7 separate regions of the Mus musculus genome follow, and all the other regions are linked to region 1. A link is a loop called in an ENCODE intact Hi-C map of the cell type or tissue named here. Cell type or tissue: left cerebral cortex. All regions are shown on one strand.

The links. Hi-C counts contacts between places; a loop is a spot of excess contacts. Peaks named below come from ENCODE experiments on the same cell type or tissue, not always from the same donor. Only the 100,000 strongest peaks of a DNase experiment are listed, where the experiment ranks them.
Region 2: a loop joins it to region 1, with 2.8 times the contacts of the local background. A loop is called at or near these places in 14 of 42 quality-filtered maps.
Region 3: a loop joins it to region 1, with 9 times the contacts of the local background. A loop is called at or near these places in 23 of 42 quality-filtered maps.
Region 4: it touches region 1 in a loop (6-fold over the local background); 17 of 42 quality-filtered maps call a loop at or near these places.
Region 5: it touches region 1 in a loop (3-fold over the local background); 15 of 42 quality-filtered maps call a loop at or near these places.
Region 6: a loop joins it to region 1, with 2.4 times the contacts of the local background. A loop is called at or near these places in 16 of 42 quality-filtered maps.
Region 7: it touches region 1 in a loop (4-fold over the local background); 20 of 42 quality-filtered maps call a loop at or near these places.

The regions. Positions count from the first base shown.
Region 1 is chr8:120,177,504-120,181,503 of GRCm38, reverse strand. No RefSeq gene overlaps it. Among named protein-coding and RNA genes, the nearest start is that of Cibar2, 2.0 kb to the right of the region's middle. In left cerebral cortex, CTCF peaks have their summits at 2,194 (motif pointing left) and 2,393 (motif pointing left); DNase peaks (open chromatin) are centred at 2,202, 2,382 and 3,989; H3K4me3 peaks cover 216 bases.
Region 2 is chr8:120,263,218-120,267,217 of GRCm38, reverse strand. It overlaps a transcript of Gse1 not described here. Among named protein-coding and RNA genes, the nearest start is that of A330074K22Rik, 37 kb to the right of the region's middle. In left cerebral cortex, no CTCF peak of the experiment used is centred here; DNase peaks (open chromatin) are centred at 1,521 and 2,138; H3K27ac peaks cover 313 bases.
Region 3 is chr8:120,318,133-120,322,132 of GRCm38, reverse strand. It overlaps a transcript of Gse1 not described here. Among named protein-coding and RNA genes, the nearest start is that of Gm32968, 7.5 kb to the left of the region's middle. In left cerebral cortex, CTCF peaks have their summits at 235 (motif pointing right), 2,266 and 2,469; a DNase peak (open chromatin) is centred at 2,480.
Region 4 is chr8:120,279,980-120,283,979 of GRCm38, reverse strand. It overlaps a transcript of Gse1 not described here. Among named protein-coding and RNA genes, the nearest start is that of Gm32968, 46 kb to the left of the region's middle. In left cerebral cortex, a CTCF peak has its summit at 2,332 (motif pointing left); a DNase peak (open chromatin) is centred at 2,318; H3K27ac peaks cover 109 bases.
Region 5 is chr8:120,612,737-120,616,736 of GRCm38, reverse strand. All of the region lies in intron 2 of Gm27021 (predicted gene, 27021), which reads left to right. The region is part of intron 2 of 1190005I06Rik (RIKEN cDNA 1190005I06 gene); the gene reads left to right. Among named protein-coding and RNA genes, the nearest start is that of Gm33075, 14 kb to the left of the region's middle. In left cerebral cortex, a CTCF peak has its summit at 2,040 (motif pointing right); no DNase peak of the experiment used is centred here.
Region 6 is chr8:120,594,116-120,598,115 of GRCm38, reverse strand. Gm10614 (a long non-coding RNA gene) reads right to left here. Exons shown (of 4, transcript XR_003947476.1): 2 at 3,006-4,000; 3 at 1-2,284. Among named protein-coding and RNA genes, the nearest start is that of Gm10614, 6.9 kb to the right of the region's middle. In left cerebral cortex, CTCF peaks have their summits at 1,963 (motif pointing left) and 3,306 (motif pointing right); a DNase peak (open chromatin) is centred at 1,954.
Region 7 is chr8:120,606,400-120,610,399 of GRCm38, reverse strand. It overlaps Gm27021 (predicted gene, 27021), which reads left to right. Exons shown (of 4, transcript NM_001308449.1): 4 at 1,370-1,800. The coding sequence ends at 1,428. 1190005I06Rik (RIKEN cDNA 1190005I06 gene) reads left to right here. Exons shown (of 4, transcript NM_197988.3): 4 at 1,370-1,798. The coding sequence ends at 1,428. Among named protein-coding and RNA genes, the nearest start is that of Gm10614, 19 kb to the right of the region's middle. In left cerebral cortex, a CTCF peak has its summit at 2,292 (motif pointing right); a DNase peak (open chromatin) is centred at 2,294.

The DNA.
Region 1 (4,000 bases):
GGATGCTCTGTCATCCCAGAACTATGGTGGCTTGCTTGCCCAATAGTTATGGCCAGCTTTCAGCTACACCCTGGGTAGAGGCTTTCCCCTGCTCAGTTCTGGGACTCACAGAAGGGTGCTGATTTTGTGTGGTACCAAGTGGGGCCCCTGTTTGTTTCGCCACTGGACAATGACAGAACCCCAGGCTTCTGTGTGTCCCATGAGAGCGAGTTCTACTTCTGAGCCACGGGTCATATTTACACATTGCACACAGCCTGTCGTTGTATATTTAAAGGTGAGAAGATCAGAGGTTCCAGGTCATCCTTAGCTACATAGTGAGGTCGAGATCAGCCTGGCAAACCTGAGAAAGCCCCACAGTCACCACCCCCTGCCAGCAGGGGAGAGCCACGGGGCCAACCTGGACCAAGCAAGAGCCTGGCGTGCTTCCATGCAGCACTTGGAAACTGAGGCAAGAGGATCTCAGGCTCCAGGGTCAGCCTGGGCTACAGAGGAAGACCCTGTCTAACACATACCAGCACCAGGGAAGACACTGTGAGCTCACACAGTAGGGCCTCCTGTGTGGGAAGTTCTGTATATCCCACCTCTTTCCTGCCCTGCCCCTGGCTGTGGAGGAATGCCCCGACACTGGGCAGTGTATACAGTCGTGGCTCTGGCCCTCTGACCTCATTCTGAGAAATTGGTCTCAGCATATGATCAGGGAGTTGCCATGGAGACCTTCCCCCTTTATGGCGCCTCTGGAGAAAGATTGAAGCCAGTGTAACTGTTTGGAGCATCTTGCCTGCTGGCCTCTCCTCCTGCTTTCCCAGACAGAATGTTCTCGGAGGGAACACAGTGCCACGTGTCTGTTGTTCTTTCACAGACATGGCCCAAGTGCCTGGTGATTGATGGCTGTGCACACAGTAGGCACTTAGTTTATATTCCTCCAGTGACAGATCACATCCGAGCATATGGTCTGGGATGGACCAGTATTCAGCCGTCATTCACAAGGATCCAGATGGCAAGTGTGTACATCACACAGCCTGGTGTCTCTCTGTCTCTCTGTCTCTCTGCCTCTCTCTCATATATATATATATTTTTTATATATATATAAAAAATGTATACAGCATCCTGCCTGTCTCTATGCCAGAAGAGGGCACCAGATCTCATTACAGATGGTTGTGAGCCACCATGTGGTTGCTGAGAATTGAACTCAGGAACTCTGGAAGAGCAGACAGTGCTCTTAACCACTGAGCCATCTCTCCAGTCCAGCCTGGTTTCTCTTGACCTGTCTATTTAAATCCTTCTTAATAGGAGGTGAGTGTGACAGCAAGATCACCTGACAGAGGGCAAGAGGTCATGTAGCAGGCACAATATGCAGGCTTTAGGAATCTGTGGATCAGTAAAAAGATGGTGGTAGGGGAGGTGACCTCTTATAACCCGTATCTCCAGGGCCAGCTCCCAGACCATTGCTCCTACTCCAGAGCCTCACAGAGCTTCCCAGAGAGGGACAGTGACTGCCCAGGTCACACAGCACACCCAAGGCCAAAGCCTAACTGAGAGGCACTTGAGCCCTCAGGTTCTGCTCAGAGTCGTCCTGGGTTTTCTGCTTGTGGACCACGGCTGGGAGTTGGCATTGGGTTTTCAACTTGAGTTTTCCCCCTCTTTTTTCCTAGTTGTTTAAGAACGTAGCTGCCAGAGACTGCCTCACAGATACCACAGGGACCCAGGAGCAAGAGGGGGACACCTGGACTGCCATGTGACATGCCCCCGGGACTGGAGGGAAAACTTCCTACAGATATGACAGGATCCCATGTAACACACATGACTGTGAGCATGGCGAATGCCAGATGGTAGCTGGGCTCCTTTCTTGGGTGGGGAGTGACCAGGATGTGTGTCCTTGCCTTCCTGAGATATAAGCTGGGCCTCATGCTATGTGTACCTGACCCACATGGCTCAGCAAGATGTGCATCTATTGTGAGAAGGGAGAGAGAGTGACAGACAGACAGACAGACAGACAGACAGACAGACAGACAGTGACAGAGAGAGAGACAGAGGGAGACAGAGAGAGGCAGAGACAGACACAGATAAAGACAGAGAAACAAGGAGAAACACGGAGACACAGAGAAAGACAGGAAAGGGACTACAGAGAACCAGACAAGGACAGAGAATATGCGCCCTCCAGTGGCCACCCTGGACAATGCGGGTTGGTGACTCTCCAGTCGGCCAACCTCCACTCTGACCCCCATGTCTTAGTTCTGCATAGCCCGAGACAGTTTTCATTTTTTCAAATTCATAAGGTTTCCAAGGATTCCAAGAGAGCCAATGACGAGACCTCGCACAGTCTGTCCTCCACACCTATGCCATACCTGTGTCTCCAGTCTCCTGTGTCCCCTCTGCAATCCCGCCACCCTAAGCAGGAGGACTGGAGTGTGGTCTCTGTCGCCCTCTGGTGGTCACAGGCTATAGTACAGGGCAGACAGGGACGAAGCTGATTAACTGGAATAGCTGGGGTCTGGAGGAAACCGATTCCTTAAGATAGAGAAGACCCCAGACAGACTGAGGCAGGGATGTAGTCGTCCACCACTGGCTATCAGAGGTGGGATTCAGTCACCTCTGCATTCCAGAAGCTGGCCATATTCTTGGGGCATTGGCATCCCTCACCCACAGACAGAAAAGCCACAGTCCGTCAATGGGTACAGGAGGCGGATTCTCTGCAGATTGGAACAGCAGCCTCTGAATGAGCCCCATCTCCCATGCCGGAGTGACTCATCTGCTCAGCCTGTCTGCTGAGACCCCGTTTCCAGTAAGGCGATGCTCTGAGACCCAGGGTGGACATGTACTTTGGGGAGACACTTTTCAATTCAGCTAACACCTCAGAAGGGAGGGATTACGGACCAGGAGACACAGAGCATCATTCAGAGAGAAAAATCACAGGACTGGCACAGCCCCGGTAGGAGTTCAGGGCCATGGCTGCCCCTAAACAGAGGGCACAGTACCGTAAAGGACACACAGAGATTTGTGTTGTCTGGGGAAACCTGTCCCTGCCCCCCAAAAGGGGAGCATAACACATGTGCCACAGAGACCCAGCACTCAGGTGTGCTCTGAGGGCTCGCTGGACAGGGGACCCGGCTCCCAGTGCCCAGCCCACCTATCTCCTCATCCCTGCCGCAGGGGCTCCAGTTCCTATTGGGCGATTGTCTAGGAGACTAGAGAGACCAGGGCTTTGCTTTCAGGCCACACAGCAGAGCTGAGGCGTGGGGTTTGAATCTGAAGCAGCTGACCGTAATGTTTCTGCCTTACTAAGTGTTTAAAACAAATCCCAGCATGATGGAGCTGGGACGCACACAAAAAAACGACCCAGTGTGACAGGCGTCCCGTGGAACTATCAATATCTTGCCTTGGGTTCTCTGCCTCCACCACCAGGCCTGCTTTGCACCTTAAGTGAAAAGGGGAGTGGGGCGGGGCGAGTGGGGCGGGGCGGGGCGGGCGGGGCGGGGCGGGGGCTGTGACCCGCAGACCTCTCAACGTGTTAGTGCTCTGACGCTGGAGTCACCTTCCCCAAGTCTAACAGTGGGAGTCGCATACTCTGGGAAGCCCAGGACTGCCTGATTCGCTAGGCACTCCTCTGAGCTGCTGCCTGTCCCCCCGCACCCCCCCCCCCCGCACTCCTTTGGTTCACCTTCTCCGCTTCCCTTTACCGTCTACTCCCCCCACCCTCAGTGACACTGGCTCCCACGCCCCGCCCACCGGGCCTTCTGCCTTGAGGGTGGAGGAGACTCTACACAGCAGGGTCCAGGGTGAAGTCCCAGGCAAGCTCCCTTCGGGGATCTCCCTGTCCGTTCCTGGTGGTTACAAGCACTTTGAACCCCCAAGAACACCATATTCAAAGGCATGTGGAGGTTCTGTGTCCCACTTCCAATTCATTTCAGAGAGTGGTTAAGCCCCAAGGCAAAGCTGGCCCTCCTCACCCCGCAGGGGAGGCCCTGGTTGCCCAGCAACCAGCTGGGCTCCTCCCAGGGCT
Region 2 (4,000 bases), 86 kb before region 1:
ATGGGTGTCAGGTGGGAATCACACATAAGCACCCTGGAGGGGCTCTCGTGAAAATCTTCAGAGGCTGTGAAACCATCGGGATTGCTTGGGGGGCCTGGGTGTGTGTGTGGGGGTATGCTTCCTCCTGGCCACACTCAGCCCAGGGTCCCCAAATACCCTCCAGGGCACCAAGCTTCTTTCACAGATGTAACCCTGAGGCCCCGGAGCAGGGCAGGGTCCGTGTAGTAAGCGGCAGGGTACAGTCCCAAGAGCATGAGAATGCTGTCACTTGGATGCCAGAGAACAAAGAGGCCATGGCACCAGAGGATCTTCCCTGTCACCATGATGTGACCTAAGAGCAGGAACAAGAAATGCGGATACAGCCCAGACCTCTGTAGACTGTGAGCAGCCATGAACCAGGGTGGTCTATGCGTCCCTCTCCTACCCTCCCCAGGCTGGCCCGGCTCGTCCACGGTGAAGCTGTGGGAAGGTGGCTGAGTTGGAAACTCTGTTTCCAGCCTCTCCACCCAGAGGCAGAAAGATACCCAGCTCCAAGAGGACCTGATGAGGCTCTGGCCTCCTGCCCAAGTCGAGACTGTGCTGGGGGAATTCCATGTAGTATCCCACCTTGCCTGGGGAGCTGGGGTAAAGAGACAGCTGCTATTGATAACCTCATCGTATTTAGGAACTGTGGCAAAAGAGACAGTAAGGCAAACCAAGGCTGGCCTCCCTGGACTGTAAGCGAGTGCTGCTTGGGCTTGAGAGCCGAGCTGGGCAGACAGAGGCACTGGGCTTGAGAGCCATTGCCTGGCTCATCCTGGGAAAGAGGAAAGGGGGTGCCATGGCTTACCATGTTCACGATGTATGTGTACGAGACACATGTCTCTTTGTGAGCTGGAAATCCCTGGCTTTACATGTGAGAGGTGTATGTGCATGCATGTTGGTGTGTGCAAGTGGAGAATGGAGGTGTGCGTGAGAAGCAGGTCTGGTGTGTGTGGAGGTGAGTAGTGCAGGCATATGAAGGGTGTATGTGTATGTATGTGAGTATGTGTGTGTATATGTGTGTGTATGTGAGTATGTATGTGTATGTGGGTATGTATGAATGTGTATATGTATGTGAGTGTATATGTATATGTGAGTATATATGTATGTGAGTGTATATGTGTGTGTATGTGAGTATATATGTGTGTATGTGTATATGTGTATGTGAGTGTATATGTGTGTTTGTGAGTGTGTGTATGTGAGTGTATGTGTGTGTGTGTATGAAAGAGTGTGTGTGTGTGTGAAAGAGTGAGTGTGTATGTGAGTATGTGTGTATGTGAGTGTATATGTGTTTGTGAGTATGTATATGTGAGTGTATGTGTGTGAGTATGAAAGACTGTGTGTGTGCATGAAAGAGTGAGTGTGTGTGTGTCTTTCTGGAGCAGCTGACCTCCCCAGTGAGCCAGCTGCACAGTGGGTTCCTCCCATAACACAGGCCACCCCGCCCCCAGCCAAGGAGGACAGCTGCAGAGGGTGACCTGTGACCAGAAGGCCACTTCCCTGGCCTCCCTGCCTTTGGGCGGGCCAGGCCACTTGACCCAGAGGCTGGCTCCAGGATTTTATAGCTGGGGGCCTGGTTTTCCCAGCCACAGGCGTCTCAGAGAGGGGACGGGCCCAAATGCCACAAAGGCTTGGCTGTTCTCCCATGAGCCTTGCTGGGTGGGGGGAGGGGCCTCTGGGGGAGCAGGAGGGTGGGGGCAGGGTGTGAGGAAGCTGGAGAAAGTGGGGAACAGGAGGATGATTCTGGAAAGTTCCTGAGACAGGGAGGGGTGGGGGGGAGCAGTAGGGGGATATGGAGACAGACACCCAGACTCACACCAGGAGGGGCAGAGAGTGGAGGTTAGTGAGCAGGGGAGTGGTGGGGAATGGGGGGGAATGAGGGAGGGGGGAGACAGACCCAGCAAGACAGAGACAAAGGGGCCAACCCTGGAGAAGGCCCTCGAAGGCCTCCCTGTGTGTGGCAGGGCTGAAGTTCATACAGGGAGGGAAGAGGTGGGTTGCCGACCAAAGTCATTGAAAAATTTTTGGCTCAGCTGCCTGAGGCTCCTGGCCGAGGGCCCGGTTCTGAGCTGAACTTAAACAAACCCCACCACTGCCATCTGCTTGATTTTAAAATAAATCAAACAGTCTGTGCGCCGCGCTGATCGGGTTTCCATCTGCGCGGCCGCCCGCTCGCCGGCCTGGAGCTGCGCTTGCCTCTCCCAGCCAAAGCTCCTGGCAACATGTGGCGGGTGATTCCTCCAGGAGGGGACACCGACCCCCCGCCAGCCCCGTGGCTCCAACTGAAACCCAGCACTATTTTTACAACCACCCACGGCTGAGGGGACCAGAGCGGCTCCGCCACTGCGGTTTCTGGTTGGTGGCGGTGGCAGGGGATTCCCCTCCCTTGTTTGGTGGACAGAGGGTACTTGGAGGGTTCAGGGCAGGAGCATTCCACACCAGCTGTGATGACACGGGACACCAGGTGGGACAGCTGCAGCCTGCTGGGGTGGGGACAAAACAGTGGAGGGTACACCTGAAATATCTTAATGTAGTTCCTCCCCCAGGCTGGGCCATCCTGGAAAATATTGATACCTGCCCCTCCCTTAAAGTTCACGTTACCCATGGGGTCAAGAAACCAGAACAGAAACTAAGAAATGCAACTCTGAGCCTTAGGCAAGTCATCTGTAAAGTGGGTACAAGCACGGACACTGCCCATGTCCTGCAAAGGCAGGAACCTAGGGATAAAATGCCCGAGGGAAAGACAGAGCCACAGGAGCGGGGTCTGGTGAGCTAACATGGGAAGTGTAAGGACTATTCACAGACCATAAACCGTTAGGAGACATAGAGTCATTAGAGATGGGAGCAGGGGCCATGAGTTCGTGCATGCCAGCTCCAGAGGGGTTCAGAATAAGAAAGAGTAAGGTGCTCACAGGTGGCTGGACAGTGGGGTCAAGGACAGCAATCTGATGCTGTGAGCCCATCTGAGCCCAAATCTACCCAAATTATTTTCAACTTAGCCAAAGCTTCAAAAAAAAAAATTTTTTTTCTTTTAAAGATAATGGTCTCACGTAGCCCAGGCTGGATTTGAACTTGTTATGCACCCACGGCTGACCTTGAACTATTGCTCCTCCGGTTTCTGGGGTGCTGAGGGTGGAACCAGGGCTTCGTGCATTCCAGCCTGAGCTGCTTGCATTGATTTTTTTTTTTAAGTCCTCAAAGGACTTGAGAATACATAGAATACAGAGTTTCACAGGTTGTTTGGTTGTTATAAAAACACGCAGAGGGTGTCTACCAGGAGCTGGAAGTTGTGACATGTACAAAAGGCACACTGGCCATGATGGGGCAGGAAGCTGGAGGGGGACCCAGAAGGGCAGGGCATTGCACGGAGAAAGCAGTCCCAGGGGCTCCCCGAGACGGCATTGTGTCCTTGAGCCGAGGCTGGCACTCCGTACGTTACCACAAACCTGAGCTTGGAAGAGGAGTCACTGCCTCCCATGTGAGCCCACAAAACTGGAGCATCAACAAAGGAACAAGAGGGAACACCTGTGCTGGGCTACCTGGGACACACAGCTGGGGTGTGACCTCTGTGCTCCAGTCCCCAAGCCTCGGATTCACGGTGGAGACTCTGGGGAAGAAAGACTCCCACACTAGCCATTCAGAGGCATCCCAGGGACTTGGGAGCTTGCGTATGGTCCCTCCTGAATCTGTACGCCTCACCGGCCTCTCCACCCCTCTCAGAGTGTTAGCAGCCATGGAAAGGACACTCATTAAACACAGAAAAAGCCCTGAGATGCCTCTGGAGAGGTGTGCCCAGGGTCACCTCCAATGCTGAAGGATCCATGTCATCGTAATGAACCTCACTCCCACCAATAAGCCAGGCAAGGTATCTGTGCACTGCTCCAACAGACTTGTCTCGGTGCCTGCACAAGGTCCTGGTGGGGAGACACGTGGGCACAAAGCAGCCCCAGTCTTTCACAGACCCCTGACATGTACACAG
Region 3 (4,000 bases), 140 kb before region 1:
CAGCAACATAGGATCCAAGAAGCCGGCCTTGATCTGGTGACTCCAGAATGGTCTCTGGTCTAAATCTTCTGCTTCAGACTAAGCGGAAGTAGACAGAGTTCAAGGGCATATTCGGACCAGACAGCCTTAGTGCTAAAAAAAAAAAAAAAACAAACCAAAAACACGTGGTCATCTGTATAAAAAGATTTTATTATGTACACAGCATTCTGCCTGCATGTGTGCCTGCAGCCCAGCAGAGGGCGCCAGATCTCATTACAGATGGTTGTGAGCCACCATGTGGTTGCTGGTAATTGAACTCAGCACCTCTGGAAGAGCAGCCAGCGCTCTTAACCTCTGAGCCATCTCTCCAGCAAGCCATAGTCATTTTTTTTTTAAAAATTGTATTTCTATATTTATTCATTCACCTACTCTTTCGTGTGATGTGTTTAGGTGTGCCTGTGCCACTGTGTACGTGTGAAGGTCAGAGGGTGAGATCCACCTTCCAGCTGGGCCCTGGGGATTGAACTCAGACCATCAGTCAGTGCAGAAAGCCTAGGCTCCTGAGTCGGGCCTATAGCGTGGTGCACACTCCTGGTTCCTAACCCACTGAACTATCCTGCCAGCCCCATGGTCATCGTTGTTGGGGACTGGAGAATTGCTACTGTACTGGGGAATAAATCCAGGGCCTTATGCAGACTAGGCACAATATCCTGAGCTACATCCCTAGTCCTTTTTAATTTTTAATTTTTTCTTTTTTTTTAAAGGATGTATTTATTTTATGCATGTGAGTACCCTGTAGCTGTAGACGCACCAGAAATGGGCATCGGATCCCGTTACAGAAGATGGTTGTGAGCCACCATGTGGGTGTCGGGAGTTGAACTCAGGACCCCTGGAAGAGCAGTCAGTGCTCTTAACCACCAAGCCATCTCTCCCACCCAATTTTTCTTTCTTTTGAGACAGTTGCAGTAAGCTATCCAAGTTGTCCAGACAGGCCTCCTCGCCTCTGCCTCCAAAGTAGCTAGATTAGAGTTTGTGTAAACAAACTCAGCAAAGTATATATTCTTGGGCTGGTGAGATGGCTCAGTGGGTAAGAGTACCCGACTGCTCTTCCGAAGGTCAGGAGTTCAAATCCCAGCAACCACATGGTGGCTCACAACCATCCGTATCAAGATCTGACTCCCTCTTCTGGAGTGTCTGAAGACAGCTACAGTGTACTTACATATAATCAATAAATAAAAAATCTTAAAAAAAAAGTATATATTCTTTTGGGGATGTTCATTGAGAACTTCCCCTCAAAGACCATTTTTGGGGTTCAGTGTTCATAACGGTTACTCTCGACTGTCACTTGGCCAGATCAGAATCACCTCTAAGAAACAAGTGTCCAATCACGTTTGTGAGGAAGTTTCTAGACCTAATTATTGAGGGGGGGGGGGAGACTCAGTCTGACTGAGGGCCACAACACGCCACAGGCTGGCGAGCTGAGCACCAGCATCCGACTCTGTCTGCTTGCTGACTCTGGATGCCATGTGCCCAGTGGTCTCATGCTCCTACCTCCATGCTGGATTGTCCTGTCAAACTGAGAGTAAAAGTAAACACTTCCTTCCTGCCTGCCTGGCTTCCTTCCCTCCCCTCTCTCCCTCCCTCCCTCCCTCCCTCCCTTCCTTCCTTCCTTCCTTCCTTCCATCCATCCATTGCTTTTGCAGGACATTTTATCAAACCAGAGAGAAAGGTACCCACTCCAGTCTGGGTTTGGTTTTTTTTCCCTTTCTGTATCCCACCACTCCCAGCATGGGGTCGGAGTCCCATGGGGGCGGAGTCAAGTCTTTTTAAATTTTATTTATTTTATTTTATGTGCATCGGTGGTTTGCCTGCATGTATACCTGTGAAGGCGCCAGATCTCCTGGAATTGGAGCTACAGACAGTTGTGAGCTGCCATGTGGTTGCTGGTAATTGAACCCTGGTCCTCTGGAAGAGCAGCCAGTGCTCTTAACTACGGAGCCATTACTCAGCCCGGGGCTCAACTCTTAATAAATGGATAAGAAAACTTCCCTTAGCAATAGGCTATAGGAGGATGCCCACATTTACTAGAAGGCCTCCTGATGTCATGGGTGTCCCTACCTCCAACCAGCCAGACCGACACCCAGGTACCTCAGAAAGCAACAAGCTGCAGGTGTATTCCACCATCCCGCTAGCTCCTCCCACACGTGCCCTATGGCCCTTGCTGGAAGGCACCAGCTCCTTCTGATGCCTCAGTTTCCTTAACTGTAAGATGGGAGCAACCTGGATGTGGCACCCGGGTGGGGGTGCTGTGAAGGTCCAAGGAACAAGTCCAGGTATCATTGGTACAGGGCAGGCTCTTTGTCAAGTAACAGCCACTTCATGTCTGGGGCTCATATAGACAGACAATTGAATCGACAGGGTCAGCGCAGAGGACAGGCACTCCTGCGCCCTCTGGTGGCAGGGAGGGCTTCGTGCAGGAGACAGGCAGGAGCAGCACCTTGGCTGACCACCGGAGGGCAGCCACACCCAGGCAGCTCCCTGGTAGCACCCTTGGGTGTGACTCAACAGAGAAACCCAAAGATGGACCCACTCACTTCCTGGCCGTGTGCTGACCTCTGTGTGACTGGACCTGAGGCTGGAAAGGCCACAGGCCATGGGCTACAGGGTAGGCCTCCGGTCACTTGGCTACCTGTCCTGATTGCTAGGCACTTGCTGGGCTTAGACAGCTGGTGCATACCACATCCCTCTCCTTTTTCTGACATGGCCACACAGCATCATAAAGAAGTGGTCACTTCTGCCTGTTTTCCTGCATCGCTGGCCAGGTGGGACACAGGAGGGACAATGCTAGGGCCCCAGGGTCACTTCCTGGGCCACAATGTCAGCAAAAACGTGCATTTTTGTTCGAAGTAGGGGTGTGTGTGTGTGTGTGTGTGTGTGTGTGTGTGTGGTGTACATGCACACATATACACAGATGGAATCTAGAGGCTGTACCCTGTACCTCTGTAGCCCACACTGACCTCAGACTTGTGACCCTCCTACTACAGCCTCCCAAGTTCTAGAATCACAGGCCTGCACCACCATGCCTGGCTGGAAAATATAACCATTTTCACTGCAGGAAACAACAGCTCACGGGAAGGGGAGCTATTTGTTAAAGCAGCGAACACTGACTGCCGCCTACTAGAGTAAGCCAAGAACTGACCCTGGGGAGCTCAGGTGTTTGGTTTAAGAGGAGCCGCCACCCCCATTCTGTATCACTGGCTAGGGGCACCTATGAAAACCTGCAGTCTCCTAGACCCCATTCCAGCCATTCCAGTGGCAAGGCCTCGCCAGGCTAGCCCTGCAACCCAGCCGGCCACTTTGTGACTCAGCCACTGGAGATGACGCATCGATGCCCTGAAAGCCATGGGTCTCGGTAAATCCCCACAGAGGGATCCAAGGGGGGCCTGGCTCGGGCAGTGACGACCCACTGAATTCTGTTAGGGTCATCCCCTGAACAGGTAGGATAAATCTCGGCTGGTCTCTGTCAGAACTTGGCTGAGTCATTGAGGATTAAATTAATAATGATTAATTGGAGGCTCCTGAAGGCTGAACGGCTGGGAAGAAGATTAGAGCGCACTCAAGCAGTCTTTCCTCCCTCTCCTCCTCCTCCCCCTCCTCCATCCTCCCTTCTTCTCCTCCCCCTCCTCCTCCTCTTTGATTTCTTCTTTCCCTTCTCAGCCCACCTCCCAACACAGGACATTCAGACGGGAAACTGGAAGAGTACAGCTGAGGTATGATATGGCAGCCTTGCCAGGGGCTAAGCGGGCACGTGGGCAGGCAACTGCCCCAGAGAAATCTCGGCTCTATCCGGCTTTCCTCTGGAGAACGGGCTGGGCAGCTGCCCACCCCTCCCACCTCCCCAGACTGGGAGCCACAGAGCTCTGAGGTCTGCACAGGGTCCTGGTGGGCTTGGCCCAACAGACCAGACGGGAAGGCAGGCAGGGAATGGTCCTGCATCCTGAATCTTAGGTTCATGCAACAG
Region 4 (4,000 bases), 100 kb before region 1:
CCCCTGGAGAAGCCTGCAGACAGAGCCTCTCTGGGTGCACAGCCACCTGCCACACAGCTCTGGTCTGGGTGTCTCCATCGGAGACTATGGATCAGCTCCATCATGCCTGAGCCTCCTCCAAGATCAAGGCGAACAAGGAGAGAGGCATAGGCAGGGCTCTGAGGCCACGAGCTGGAGACCCACAATCAGTCCCACACTTCTGAACCCCAGTACATGCAGGTCCTTGGCTGGTAGTTTAGTTCAGGGTATGGGTACCTGAGCCAAGTTGGGGGGGAGGCAGAGAGGCAGAGAGAGAGAGAGAGAGACAGAGAGAGAGACAGAGAGAGGCAGAGGGGGGCAGAGAGAGAGGGGGCAGAGAAAGAGAGGCAAAGGAGACAGAGAGAGAGAGAGAGGTAGAGGGGAGCAGCGTGGGGCAGAGAAAGAGAGAGGCAAAGAGGCAGAGAGGCAAAGAAGAGAGAGAGAGGCAGAGGGGCAGAGGCAGAGAGGAAGAGAGGCAGAAAGAGAGGAAGAGAGGCAGAGAGAGAGAGCAGAGAGGCAGAGAAAGAGCCAGAGGCAGAGAGAGAGAGGCAGAGGAGCAGAGGCAGGCAGAGAGAGAGAGAGAGAGAGGCAGAGAGAGAGAGGCAGAAAGGCAGTTAAAGAGAGGCAGAGAGAAAAGCAGACAGGCAGAGGCAGAGGGGCAGAGGGGCAGAGGGGCAGAGGGGCAGAGAGGCAGAAGGAAGCCCTAGGTCCCAAGACAGGCCTCAGGTACCAGCTCACTCAGTCTCAGCTCCTCCTGTGCCCACTGGAAACAGCAGCCTCCCCTTCTCCACTCACCCAGGTGCCACTGCCATCTGTCCAATGTCCATCTGTCTGTCCATTTGAACAAATGTGCCCCAGCACGCTTCCCACACTTTAGACAGACGTAGGGTGCACAGTGCTGACTTTAGCACAGGGGACTCTTGTCGTCAGAGACAAAGGACAACAGCAGCCCACAGTGGTCACCGGTGCCTTGGTGGCAGCCCTGGGAACAGTGGAACAGCACTCTAGGCAGTGGGAAGTAGAAACTCAAAGGGCCAGAGATGGGAGGTAACAGGCCTGGGATGGGATATGTCAGTCAGAGAGGACGGTAGCAACCACTTGGTTAGCTCCCCCAGGCTATCAGTTAGAGACAAAGCAGCCCTGTGCAGTAGGAGCTGGGCCTGTGAGCTCTGCCCTCTTCAGCTCTGGCCAGGGTATTATGAGATGGCCTCAGACCCAGGTTGCTCCCAGAAAGTTTCCTGTTCACAGGCTTGTGAGCCCAGCACCCCTGGATGTCTGCCATCCCTCCAGGCTCCTTGGAATCTGGGGCCTCTAAGGAGGACAGGGGTGGAGCAGCCTGGCGCCGGAGTCCCCCCGCCCCCAGCCCCCAGCCCCGCTGGGATTTGGGGATATCAGGCCCCAAGCCCTGCAAAGCCTCCACAGCTCCCTCCTCCACGGCTGGGAGTAATTAGGTGACCAGGATATAAATTGTGGCTTGCTCCTGTGTATCTGTGGATCATATCTCCCAGAGAATGCCTCTGTGTGTGTGCATGTGTGCACGTGCGTATATATGTGTGTATATGTCTGTGTGAGCATATGTGTGTCAGAGTATGTATTGTATGTCTTTGTGTGTATACATGTATGTGTGTCTTTATGTGTGTGTGTCTGTGTGAGTATATGTGTATATGATGTATATCTGTGTATATGTATGTATGTGTCTTTATGTGTGTGTGTGTCTATGTGAGTATATGTGTGTGTATGTATATCTGTGTATATGTGTCTTTGTGTATGTTATATATATATATATATGTGTGTCTTTGTGTGTGTGTGTGTGTCTGTGTGAGTATATGTATGTGTATGTATATCTGTGTATGATTGTCTTTGTGTATATGCATGTATATGTATGTGAGTCTTTGTGTGTGAACGTGTGTGAATGAATGTATGTGTGTCTTTGTGTATATGTGTTTTAGTGTTTATATGTGTAAGTGTATGTGTGTATGTATATGTCTGTGTATAAGAGTGTATGTGTGTCAGTGTGTATGTACGTGTGTGTGTGTGTGTGTGTGTGTGTATGTATGTAATGCATATGTAGAATCCCTGCAGCTGGAATGTCCTGCAATGGTTCTCCGTGGTACCTCATGCCTTCATGTTCCCAGAGAAATGGGAAGCTGACATGGGCATACTTCAAGCTCCTTGCAACTCACACACTTGTCCTCTTGCACACAGAATCCTAGCCTACAGTGACATTTCTCACACACACACCAGCTTTATATACACGCAGTCCCTCTAGAGGCCCAGAGTTGGGTTTTGATGCCACCTGGAGCCCATATCTGGAACTGCAGCATGGCATAGACTAGCTCGAGGTACTCCCCCACTCCACCTAGGGTTAGCTTCTGCTGTCTCGAGAAGGTCCTCAGTCTGGGTCAAGTTAGGCTCTTTCACAGATAAAGAGCATGAAACAGCTTGAAGAAGTGAAGTGATAGGACCCCAACATTCAAAGGCCATAAACAAAGTGAGGCTTTCTCAGATCCCTGCCTGTCTGGATGCAGGACAGCCAGCATCAGCGTGGAAAGTCTGTGTGCACCAGACACACACTGCAGCTGCGCAGAGTCAGGGTGATGCAGGACACATATGCCCCCGGCAGGAAGAGCTCCGTGCCTCGAATGATGCTGGCTGGGCCTCAGCGACCCCTGCAGACCCTCGCAGGTCTGCCCTTGATCGGCACATAAAGCTCTTGATGGTGACAGATTCCAGTGATAAAGAGGAGGAGATAAATACAGAAGCAGGGTCATGTGACAGTGTAGGAGCCCAGGTAGGAAGAGACAGCCACTTCAGAGGAGACTGCCTTTTGTGACCATCCTTTGCAAAATTAGGAACTGGCCGCAAGACCCACGTAGAGACAGAGCTGTGACCCCATGGCTCAGGTTACCACAATGTAACCCTGCAAGTGCCTGCCCCTTGTCTGCAGGCTGGACAGTGTGGCCCTCCTCCCCTGCTTCCTGCAGCAGATGTGGCCAAACCAGGACCACACTGCCCAGAGACCCCGATCTGTCCAGCACCTGCTTCCCCCACCCCCCAGCTCCAGCTGATGATGGACAGGCCTAGCCAGGATAAAGCCAGCCCCTGCCCGCCAGCCACCCTTGCTTCTGGAGCTAGCGAGCGATCAAGACAGTCCTCAGCAGTACAATGTTTTCTCTCAGACCAAAGACTCCTGGGAGGTTGGGTGCTGAGGCTCTGGGTTTTACGAAGCCCCACAGTATAAATAACCACCCAGTGGAGCTCACCGTCCTAGGATGATGGGAGCCACTCTCTGAGTTGCTCCCACCTGCTGTGTGCCTCACACCTGTGTGTGTGCCCCATGCCTGCAGAGACGTGCATCAGCCACGTGTCAGCCACGTTTCCCATCCCAGCTCTGCTTGCTGCACTGGGGCCAATGGGAGCACCTTGGGTGCCACGTGACCATAAGCAAGGCTCTCCACGGGGTCACACAGGAACACTGCATCTGTGAGGTCCCTGCTGCCCTTCCATGACCTCCCTCACGGGTAGGTAGTCTCTGAAGCCTAAAAGGGGGAACGAGAGCCCATGTTCTGGATCCCAGCCCTGCCCACACCGTGACTCCAGCCCAGCAGCACCTCTGGACGCTCCCTGAAGTGAAAGACAGCCACGTGTATTTGCCAGTAGGCTCTCAGGGTGAGGGTGCCCGTCAGCGCAGCAACAGGAGGTGTATGCACCTGAGGTCACTCCCACCCAGCCATCAGAATCCTAGAGTAAGGAGCAGCCAGAATGGAGACACTACTGCTGGCCCACTGTACCCAGAGATGACACATTCCACCGACTGGTCATACTCAATGACATTTCTGTCCTCGCACAGGTTCGGTCTCTATAAAGCATCTTAGCATCTTTACATTGGTCTCTTCCCTAGGACACATGACTTTTTTTTTTCTTCTTCTTCTTCTTCGAGACAGGATTTCTCTGTATAGCCCTGGCTGTCCTGGACCAGGCT
Region 5 (4,000 bases), 440 kb before region 1:
GAGGGGGGGGACCTCTATCATTGTGGGGTAAATTTCTCACTCTATTTTTGAGACAGGGTTTTTCTTTGTAGTCCTAGCTGTCCTGAAATTCACTCTGTACACCAGGCTGGCCTTAAACTCACAGAGTTCTACCTACCTCTGCCTCCCAAGTGCTGGATTAAAGGCATATGCTGCCACCACCAACGCGTGTGTGTATGTGTGTGAGTGTGTGTGTGTGTGTGTGTGTGTGTTTGAGTGTATGTGTGTGTGTATGGGTGTGTGTATGTGTGTGTGCATCCAATGGTGTTTTCTCCTTGTGTATATGTCTGTGTGAGGATGTTGGATCCTGGGATTACAGACAGTTGGGAGCTGGGAATTGAACTGAACCCAGGTCCTCTCTGAAAGATCAGTCCATGCTCTTAGCCCCTGAGCCATCTCTCCAGCCCAGCATCTCCCTGTCGCTGCCATGTGACTACGTGACAATGTGCACACAGTATGAACACGTGGTACTGACTGACATGTGATGATACTCAGTGTCCTGTGCTGTTGTGGGTTGGATTGTGTCATCCCAAGATTTGTCCATGAAGATGTTGCCGTGGCTCATGCCTGCAATCCCAGCACAGAGGGGAGCTGAGGCAGGGGGATTGAAAGTTTGGGAATCCACGGATATGTAGTGAGACCCTGTCTCAAACAAACAAACAAAGAAAGAGACAGGACAGGGTTTTCATCAAAATGGCCATGTAGGAGTATGGTTCATCAGCCGTGGTCAAGGTGACTCTTGGCTGGTCACTGTCCTGTTCACATACTGCTTGAGGTGACTGGCTGGTACTTATAGGCATTGTCTTACCATGGGTGACGCGTTGCGTACCTCCTGTTGTCCTGGCTCACTGCAGGTTGAGGGCACTGCTGGGGAGACAATGTCTTTTCTGAGGGACTGGGAGACTGTTGAGGCCCACGGTATCTCAGTCACTGTGTCTTCAGCCCTGAGGGAAGATGAGAGAGGTTTCTACATCTGGGACTTATCAATCACTACTTTAGACCGACGTTCTGGGCATTCCTGGGCCTTCGTGCAGAGCAAGCCGGGAGACAGAAGCCAGACAAGGCTGGTTGCCTGTGTCCATCCTGCCCTGTGTTCCACAGCCCTGGCCTGCTGGATCAGAGCCTCCAGCAACAATTCTTTTTGGCTTTTGTTTGATTGTGTTTCTGGGACAGGGCTAAAATAACTGAGCACTAGGCTGGAGAGATGGCTCAGCAGTTAAAAGCACTGACTGTTCTTCCAGAGGTCCTGAGTTCAAGTCCCAGCAACCACGTGGAGGCTCACAACCATTTGTAATGAGATCAGATGCCCTCTTCTGTTGTGTCTGAAGATAGCTACAATGTACTCATAGACATAAAATAAATAAATAAATCTAAAAAAATTAATTGAGTGTGCACGCATGTGTGTGTGTGTGTGTATGTGTGTGGTTCTATTTGTTGTCTTTTTTCAAGACAGGATCTTACTATGTAGCCCTGACTGACATGGAACTCACTTTGTAGACCAGGCTGGCCTTGAACTCGTAGAGAGCACCTCTGCCTCCTGAGTGCTGGGATTAAAGGCATGAGCCACCGCCCAGCTTAGCTTTTGTTTCTTGAGACAGTCTTTCTGTGTCTCTTGGCTGGCCTTGGATTCCTGAGTCTCTTGCCTCAGCCTTCAAGTGCTGAGATCAAGGTATACCCCAGAAGCCCAGGCTATAGCAAACATGACCTCCAGGCTCTGGAATACTTGGTGTCCTCCTAGGACAGTGTCTCATCTCCCACACAGCCAGTGGCCCACAGAAGGACAAGGGTTGTCACTTCCACCCATTCTGTTCTTTAGAATAAATTTCGGAGTCCGCACCCCCTCGAGTCTCCCCCCTTCCCCCCAGGACTGAAGCACTACAGCTCAGGGATATCCTGACAGTGGCCATGGCTTCCCTGGGGTAAATTAGAAACAGTGACTCAGAATTCCATGACTACTTTAAAAAAAAAAAGAAATTTAATTTATGAATGTAAGTACACTGTTGCTGTCTTCAGATGCACCAGAAGAGGGCATCAGATCTCATTACAGATGGTTGTGAGCCACCATGGTTGCTGGGACTTGAACTCAGGACCTCTGGAAGAGCAGTCAGTGTTCTTAACCGCTGAGCCATCTCTAGTCCAGAACTCTGTGGGGATTGTTTTGTTTTGTTTTGTTTAATTGCCCCCTGTCTGCTTGGTCCTGGAAAGCTAGTCAGCTTTCCAGGGGGCCACGTGAGAATGAAGGAAAGGCAGACAGAAAAGCCAGAATCAGGTAGGCTGTATGTCCTCTGAGGGAGGGCAGTACTGTGGTGCCAGAACGCAGAAGGGAAACTTGGTGTGTTTCTTATGAACAGCATAAGGAGAAGGGGTTAGCCAGTCTTGGTGCCAGGTCTAGGGTGCAAGGAGCAACATCTGAACTGCAAACATCTGGGAGAGGGATACTGCTATCAACATCACTGCTCAGACCCAGGGAGGCTTTGCCGTTTCTGTGGATCTGAGGTACTGGGGTCCTTGGCATGGCTGTGCCCTTTCCAACAATACACATTCATCCGGGGCTCCATTCACTCTCTGCAGCCCCAAGTCTGGTGTTCTTTGGGGTAAAGACAGGATGTCAAGTTCAAAGGTGTCTGAAGGTTTCCATTAATTAAGCTCAGTCCCTTACTCTGTTCTCCAGGCTCTGAGCTGGGCTCATGGCGACCAATAAGGAAGTGGTGGTCACCTCTAGGTGTAGATGGCCTTAGCAAAAGCAGAGGGAAGAGCCATCTTCTCATTGCTTACGAATACATGAGTGAAGACAGGTCAAAGAGGTCATGAGTTCATAGCCTGAGCCACCTTCTCCAAAGATGAGCATGCTATGCTGGGTTTTGAGGGATGGGTTTTGAGGGATGGATAGAAGCTCATTTCCCTGGCAAAGAAAGAAAGTGTGTTCCAGGCAGGACACCCGCATATTCAAAGGTGTGAAGGGGGCTAAGGGAACCAGTAAGTCGGGAGAGCAGGAGCAGTCTGGGAGCTGTGTGCTAATGGCCCTGAAGGAGAGGGCGGAGGTACAGGCTGGAAGCTGGGCTGAAAGATGGGGTAGCTGTGACCGGCATGTTCCAGAATTATCTTCGTGACTCTTGGTTCTGGATGTGAACCAGGCGTCTCTCCAGATGGAGTTCTACGGTTATCTTACGTGTGGTTAGACCAAATTAAAACCCTTCTCACCAGATGTGGAGAGACAATGGTTCTGTGGTTAAGGACATTTGTTGATCTTCTGGAGGACTCAGGTTTGGTACCCAGCACCCACAGAGTGGCTCAAAACCACCTGCACTTTGAATTCCAGGGGATCTGATGCTCTCTCTGGCCTCTGTGAACACCAGGCACTTGCTTTTCATGCTTTCTGTGGTAGCTCGTGCCTGCAATCCCAGCTCCGGGGAGGTTGGGGTAACAGGATCACTTTGCATTTGTGGGTAACCTGACTGCTGAGTGAGTTCCTGGTTAGCCTGAGCTGGAATGAGATCTTGCTTCAAAAATGAAAAAAAAAACAAAACAAAACAAAAAACAAAACAAAACAAAAAAATCTTTTCCTTGTGAAGGACTTCTCAGAGCCTTTATCTGGCAGGGTTGTAAGTTACCCAGCAGGAAGACAAAGTAGATGGGATTCTGTCAACACATTTGTATGGATCCCAAACTCATTTGATCACAAAGCCCCTTTCTCCTGGAGCATGTCAGGAGGCCAGGTGTTCCAGGGGGCAGGTCTTGGGAAAGGCTGCTCATACCTGTCCTTGCGACATGGTGTCATGGGATTCATGGTATGATCAGACTCACAGGCTTGGCTGCAGTGTCAGGGAGAGGGGATGGGGGAGCAAGGAAACCCAAGGGGGACTTGGAGGAGATGCAGAGAGAGAGAAGTAGACACAGGAAGGAGAGAGTAGACCAGTGGGGCTGGGGTCTGAAGATGTGATAGGTAAGAAGGGAGATGTTCTGGCTGCCAGTGAGTGCTGGT
Region 6 (4,000 bases), 420 kb before region 1:
TTCTCTCATTCTATCTCTCCCCTCTCTCTTTCTCTGTCTCTACTCCCTTCTCAACCCCCCTTCAATAGAATAAACTCTATGCTATACTAGACCTACGGCTGGTACCTTGCAGGGAAGGTTGCCTTAGCATGGGCCCGCTGAGGTACCCTAACCCACTGCACCGTACCTCGCTCTTTAAAGCATATTGTTGACTTTACAAAACACATCAAGGCCAATCACAGTTATGTCGAAAGTTAAAACCCAGCCTGGGCTAAGTGGGATCCTGTCTCAGAAAACATAAGCAAAAAGTTAATGTTAATAAAAAAACAGGTAGCCAGGCAATGGTGGCACATGCCTTTAATCCCACCATTGGGAGGCAGAGGCAGGCGGATTTCTGAGTTCGAGGCCAGCCTGATCTACAAATTGAGTTCCAGGACAGCTAGGGATATGCAGAGAAACCCTGTCTCAAAACAAAACAAAAATAAATAAATAAATAAATAAAATTTTAAAATTAAAAAAAAGAAAGGAAAAGAAAAAGCTCTTTCCATTTTGCTGCCACCATGCAATGAAATGAGGAACACCCAGAAACTCCGGGGCCACACGAGCCACAGCCACAGTAACTACCGCAAGCACCCAGGAGGCCGGGGAATGCCAGAGGCCTGCATCACCACCGGAACAATTTTGACAAATCCCATGCAGGTTACTTTGGGAAGATTGGGATGAGGCATCACCACTTGAAGGGGAACCAGAGCTTCTGCCCAGCTGTCAAACTGTGGACACCGGATAGCGAGCAGACACGAGTCAATGCTGCAAGAAAAAACAAAAAACAAAAAAACAAAAACAAACACAAACAAACAAACAAAAAAGACTGAAGCTGCTCCCATCCTTGATGTTGTGCAATCAGGCTACTACAAAGTTCTGGGGAACAGAAGGTTCCCTAAGCGATCTGTCTTCCTGAAGGCCAAATTGTTTAGCAGAAGAGCTGAAGAGAAGATGAACGGTGTCGGGGATGCCTGTGTCCTGGTGGCTTGGAAATGCTAACATTTTCAAAGCAAAAACAAAATCAACAACAACAACAAGTTAGTGCCAAGTTCTGTTTGTTTTGAGACAGGGCCCCATCTCTTCCAGGCTGGCCTCGAACTTGCTCTGCACTGAGAATGCCTTTGCACTTCTGATCCCCTTGCCTTGCACACACACACACACACACATACACACACACACACACACAGCTCCGGAATCACAGGCGTGTGCTACCACACCCAGCAAAGCCTCAGCTGGGAGCCTGTCTATTTCTCTTGAGATTAAATTGGAGCTGTGGAAGCTGTGGGCCGTGTGGGAGGAAGGCAGGGGCGTAGACCACCCTTCTCATCCCAGGATGTTATGGGGTCACACTGCAGACTGACAGTTTTCAAAACCGCTGGTGCTGAGCTCTTTGGAGGGAAGTCCCCAAGCACAGCCACATTGACAGGACAGGCATTGGGAGGTGCCTCCCAGAGGAGGGATCCTGTATCCCTTTCAGAATGGTGATTGTCTTGACTGCCTTATTTATTTCTTTGTTTATCCTTCATGCTACGATGGTCCGGGGTATCTTTTACTTTGCATTATGGTCCAACACCATTTCCTCTTCTCTTCAAGCTGGTCTGGCTTTCCCCTGGGAGTACATTCCCTTGAGCCCTGTGTTCCTGTGTCCCTGTGGCAGGGGCTTCTGTGGGTCTCCCCTCATCCTGGGACTAGACCCTCATCTTCCAACTGCTTCACCCAGAATCTCCTTTCCTTCTTTCTCTCTTTTTCCCTTCTCCTTGATACCTCTGTTCTTAAGACAGCGACTTACTGTGTGGCCTGAACTATTAATCCTCCTGTCTCAGCCTCCTGAGTGCTGGGGTGATAGGTGTGGACCACCTTACCCAGCTCCATTCTTGAAGACTGGTTCCTAAGTTCTCTGGTCGCTGGTTTTCTTTGCCCTCTAGTGGACAGAGCAGGAACTGCATCGATGAGATGTGCCACCCCAGCTCACCCCGTTCACAGCTGCCAAGTCAGGTACAGTGTCCCTCAGTGGCTGAATGAAGTCTTATTCTGTAATAGTACCAGGAAGCCATAAGAAGCAGCAAAGGGGCTGGAGAGATGGCTCAGTGGTTGAGAGCATGTCCCGTTCTCATGTTGCAGAAGACCCAAGTTTGGTTCTCAGCACCCGTATCATGAGGCTTAGGACTGTTTGCAGATCTCCATCTCCAGGACACAGGACATCTGTATGCCTCCTCTGGGCTCCCTGACACCTGCGCTTGTGTGCACAAACCGCTACACCTAACTACATAAAAGAAATATTTCTTTAGTCGTTTTGTTTATTTTATTTTTGTTTTTGTTGATTGCGGTTTGGTTTGGTTTGATTATGGGGACAGAGTTTCTGTGTAGCCCTGACTGTCCTGGAACTTGCTCTGTAGACCAGGCTGACCTCAAACTCAGAGATCCACCTGCCTCTGCCCCTGCCCCTGCCTCCCAAGTGCTGGGAGTAAAGGCTCGTGCAACCACAGTCCCACTCAAATATTTTTTAAAAAACACACAAACAAACCTGTCCTTTGCTATAAGACTGTGAATAGTATGCTAAGTGAAAGAAGCCAGGCCCGGAAGACAACTGTAACATTGTCTCATTTACCTGCTGTGGCAAATCCTCCCCCCACCCCATCCCCTTCAGGCCCGAGGCGGGGAGAAAGGAAACAGTGGCCAGGGGGCACAAAAAGTGTGTCAACAGATGAGAGGCGGCCTCTGGGAGTCACTATCCAGGCTGGTGACCACAGACTGTAATAGCAATGTCTACTCTGAGCTCGGCACAGTGGTCCACATCTGTAAAGGAGCACCTGAGAGGCCGAGTGGGAGGATTTCACATTCAAGGCCAGAGTGAGTTCAGGGAAGGCTCTTTCAAATTAAACAAATCCACACCCATATAATGCTTCAAGACAGCTAGAGCATGGGGCCGCTCTGAGCCCTTGGGCCCTGTGTTTAGAGCCCAAGGCCCTGTTCATGGAAAGTACCTGCTCTGTCCCAATCCAGATAGCAGAACTTGGATATCCTCATGACAGGGAATGACCTGTATTTTGAGAGGGTAGATGTTAATTAGGATCATTCTAACATATGTGTGTGTGTGTGTGTGTGTGTGTGTGTATTAGCTATAGATATGGACTATATCTGGATATATCAAGCTAGCATATTGGACTCAACAAGTAAATGTGTAAAATGAATATTTTAAGTAGATATTTAAATTTCTACTTACGTATGTACATTGCCTGCTTGTCTATGCATCACATGCTTGCAGTACACTCAATGGCCAGTAGAGGGCACTGACCCCCGGGGACAATAGTTATGGAGAGTTGTGAGCTCTCTGATGTGGGTGCTGGGAAGCACACCTGGGTCCTCTGCAAGAGCGCGTGAACCGTCTCTCCAGCACAGGCATTTGTGAATTTGTTGTTTTGTTTTGGTTTTTTGTTTCCTTTATTTTTTTTTTCCCCCCTCTGTGTAGCCCTGGCTGTCCTGGAGCTTGCTCTGTAGACCAGGCTGGCCTCAAATTCAGAAATCTGCCTGACTCTGCATCTTGAGAAGTGGGATTAAACATGTGTAGTACCATGTACAATACAACTGTTTGGTTTTGAGACTGGGTCTGCTGTAGCCCAGGCTATCTTCAAACTGGCTATGTAGTTAAGGATGACCCCTTTAGACCCCCTCCACATCCACCTCTCTTACACAGTTTTTTTTTAACAAATAACTATCAAAAGATGTATTTGTATTATGTATTTTATGTATAGCAGTGTTTTGTCTGCATATATATTTCTACACCAGAAGAGGCCATGGGATCCCATGGGTCTACACTTGTGAGCTGCCATGTGGGAGCTGGGAATTGAACTCAGGACCTCTAAAAGAGCAGCCAGGGCTCTTAATCACTGAACCATCTCTCCAGCTTCCAATTATTATTCTTTAGTTAAAAACAAAGCAAACTGGGTTTGGTGTGGTGTGTGCGCCTGCAGTCTCAGAA
Region 7 (4,000 bases), 430 kb before region 1:
TGGTACATGTTCTGAGGAAATAGGTGGTTTTCTCACTGCTGCTCGGAAGCAGACTCAGTATAGATCCTCCGCTACCGATGGGCAAACTGAGGCTCACAGAGGCTGGTGAACAGCTGATGTGGAGATGAGTCCCATTGGGGTTGGGTGGCATCCTAGGGGAGGGAGCCCAAAAGGAATAGGTCGCAGGGAGAGAGAGGTAGGGATCAGCAGGAGGGTAGACCACCCTTGCTCACTCCGTTTAAGTCTTAAGAGAGAAGCAGCTCAGATCCCAGAGGTCCGCCCTGAGTCCCTGCAGAGGGCAGCCACACCAGGTATCTCGTCAGCCCATCAGGCTGCCCTCTTAAAGAAACTAGCATCTCTCAGCATCACCACATGGAGGGCCAAGCTTCCTGCACACAGGGCCTTCCGGGGACAAGAACAGCCAAACCATAATCCTTTGCAGCCTTTCCCAGAGCCCCTTGCCAGGCTACGTGATGGAGGCACACCTCAGTTAGCTCTCGTTCCAGTGCCTGAGCTGTAGGTATTATTTGTAGCTCTGCTTAAGAGAAAGGGGAAGGAGAGGACCCAGGGAAAGAATGGGACTCACCTCAGCGGGCACAGCAAGGTTGGAGAAGAGCCAGGCTGCCAGTCCATTGCTTCTCAGCTCCATAGCTAATGTCTAGGCAGACACAGAGGACATCAGAGAACCAGCCCCTCTGCTCTGCCACAAGAAAGTATCTCTCTCCAGGCCTCAGTACCCCCTCCTGTAAGGTCCCCAAAGTCATTATTTACCCCACAGAATTGAGGGGTGACATTTCAGCCCGAAGCTAAGTGCTTAGGGGGCCCCTGAATCCTGGGAGAAGTCCCTTTTAGCCTGGACAACTGTGGGGTACGAGGTTCCCGAGGGGGCTACAGTCTCTTGAAACATTCTTTTTTGGCTCCACCTTGCTTCCAAAATTCCTGAGCCGGAATTTTACCTGCTCCTCAGAGGAGAGTCTCTGAACCTCTGTCCAGGGAAGGTGAGAAGAGAGACAGAGATGTCTCACAAGGACCTCAGGCCCTGCGCATGCCCGTGTTATCAATGCTACCCATGGGGCTTAAGACAAGGAAGAGCAGTAGTCTAGACCAGGGCCCTGCAAGCTGGGAACACTTGTCACAATCTCCAGGAGTCCTGAGAAAGCACCCCAACTCTGACCCCTCCCTCAGCCCCCAGAGGGGCTCCAGGTATTGGGGGACCTGAGGTACTGGGGATATCTTCCAGCCTCTGTGACTCTGATGCTAGGCTGTGGGAGACTAGGGTGGTGGCCTGAAGTGAAAAAGGTTAGGCCCAGGGAGGAAGCTGACACAGCAGAGCCCTCCCTCCCTGATGTTACCCTTCTCTTTCTCCTAGTCTGGATGGATGAGCTGGGGTCTTATCAAGACGATGGAGAGCTGGAACCTGAAGCCTGAAGCGGCGAGACCTGTGTGGCAGCAACCTGCCCCGCTGCCCCGGGTGTTGGGGGCGTGGCTACCTGAGCAGCTGGATGGGGAACAGCGAATTGGGTCCTGGACCAAGACATGGATGGCCAGAAGAGTACAGCAGGTGGCTGGCCTCAACGGAGCAGACATCCGTGGCCTCTGAGTCCGCACCAACCCAGACCCCGGCTTGGTGAAGAGGAGGCCACCCTGCCCTACGGTCACCGTGACCATGGACCTCGGCCCTCGAGGCCCCAGAGCAGAAGGACTTCTCGCCAGAGCAGGGCCTCTGTTTTTTACAAGTTGTTTTACAGGTATGGGACCTACATCCTGAGCGAGATTTATAAATAAAGCTCCTTTGTGACTTGCGGGTCCTGGTTTTTGGGTTTTGGGGTGTGTGTGCCTTCCTCGCCAGGGGCGACATCACCGGCAGTCGAGGTTGGGAGCCCAGCGTGTCCAGGCTTTTCACCAGGTGTGGAAATAAGCTCACAGAGATTGCGAAGCAGCCAGGAAATTGTTATTTAAAACAAGGAAGTACCACAAGGACAGCCGCTATTGGCGAAGACACTCGAGGGGCTCAGTTACCTTTTGGGGTGAGACAGAGTGAGTGGTAGGGTTATTGAGTGGCATAGCAAGGGTAGTTTCTGTTTTCATGGCGCACGCCTTTAATCCCAGCACTCGGGAGGCAGAGGCAGGCGGATTTCCAAGTTTGAGGCCAGCCTGGTCTACAAAGTGAGTTCCAGGACAGCCAGGGCTACACAGAGAAACCCTGTATCGAAAAAGACAAAAAACAAACAAAAACCAACCAACCAAACAAAAATAACCGAGTACCTCGTGCATGCAGTACCGACAGAGGCCAGAAGAGGGCAATGGATCCCCTAGGACAGGAGTTACAGAGGCTTGTGAGCCTAAGCCAGCCAGTGCTCATAACCACTTTCATTCTCGTTTGGCAAGTTAGGTCCTATAATCACAGACCTACTATGCAATATCCCTTTCTCATAATCCATCTGATTTTAATCAATGCAACGAATGCATAATTTTGCATAAAGTGACAAGCAGGGGTTCTCTCTAAAAGTTCACTTGAGGATATAGTTTTGCTTTCTTGCCCATGGACTCCCCAACCGGTTCAGGCTGGATTGGCCCTCTTACCCTCCAGTCAAGATATATTGGGAATGTGTCTGAATAGGAGGTACCCAAATTTGGTGGTCATCCCTGGGAGGGAAACAACCCACTGTTCTGAGAAGGGTGTGGGCGGAGCCTGGTGCTGGTGGGGTTTGAGGATTGGTGGAGAGGAGTGTGTGGCTAGTACGTGCCGGTGAGGGGGTGGGGGCTTCCTAGGCCTTATGAGAGGGTGTTCATGTAAGTAACATACATGAGTGAAACTTCCTAGAGGTATCTAGTCACGGGTGTATAGTGTAATGACTGTGGCCGCATGCCCCGCCCCTCCATTTGAATATTTACGCTCCCACAAAAGACCGAGTTAAATTGAGATGCTCAGCTGGTAAAGATGCCATGTACCCAGCCAGGTGACGTGTTAGGTTTTCCAGCACCCACACAGTGGAAGGAAAGAACTGAAGCCAGCACACACATGCACACGCGCACATACACACATGCACATGCAATCACACACACACACATGCACACGCACACACACACATGCACACACGCATGCACACGCATGCACACACGCGCAAACACAAGCGCACATGCACACATGCACAGAGAAATTATTTTTTTATTTTATTTTTTTTAAAGATGTATTTATTTTATGCATATGAGTACATGACCATCACTCCCTTCACACACACCAGAAGAGGGCATCAGACACCATTACAGATGGTTGTGAGCCACCATGTGGTTGCTGGGAATTGGACTCAGGACCTCTGGAAGAGCAGTAGGACCTCTGGAAGAGCAGTTAGTACTATTAACCGCTGAGCCATCTCTCCAGCCCCGCACAGAGTAATTCAATGGTGTAGAGGCACACACACCTTTAATCCCAGCACTTGGGAGAATGGAGGAAAGGCTGGCCTGGTTCACACAGCACGTTCTAGACCAGCTGAGTACACACAATAAGACTCTGTCTATAAGTAAGTAAATAATAATTAAATAAATAAAGTAGTAAAGTAATAAAAAACGAATAAAATGTTTTAAGTTCATTTTACTAATTTTGGAAATCTAAAAAACCGTTTAACTTAATACATCATGAGGATAATGTTGGCTTTTAACAAAGTATCAAGTGTGCAATCCAGAGAGGTCACCCATTTAGTAAGTACCTGTAGACTGGGTGATGAACGGCCAGAGCCAATCTGTGTTGCACATATGTAGCCCGGAGCAGGGAAGGCAGCCACCGTGGTGTCTCCTCATCCTGTGCTTTCCTGTCCCCTTCCTGCCTCAGCTCAAACCCTCCAGCGTGGCACCCCTCTCGTGGATACCTCTGTGCATTGACTTGTGTTAATGTCCTGTCTCGGCCTGCCTTGCCCCGTGTCATCAGAGCCCAAGCCAGCCTGGCCTGCCTGGGTCTAGTTCAGTCTGCCCTGATAGGTCTCTCCTCCCCTGCTCCCCGCCC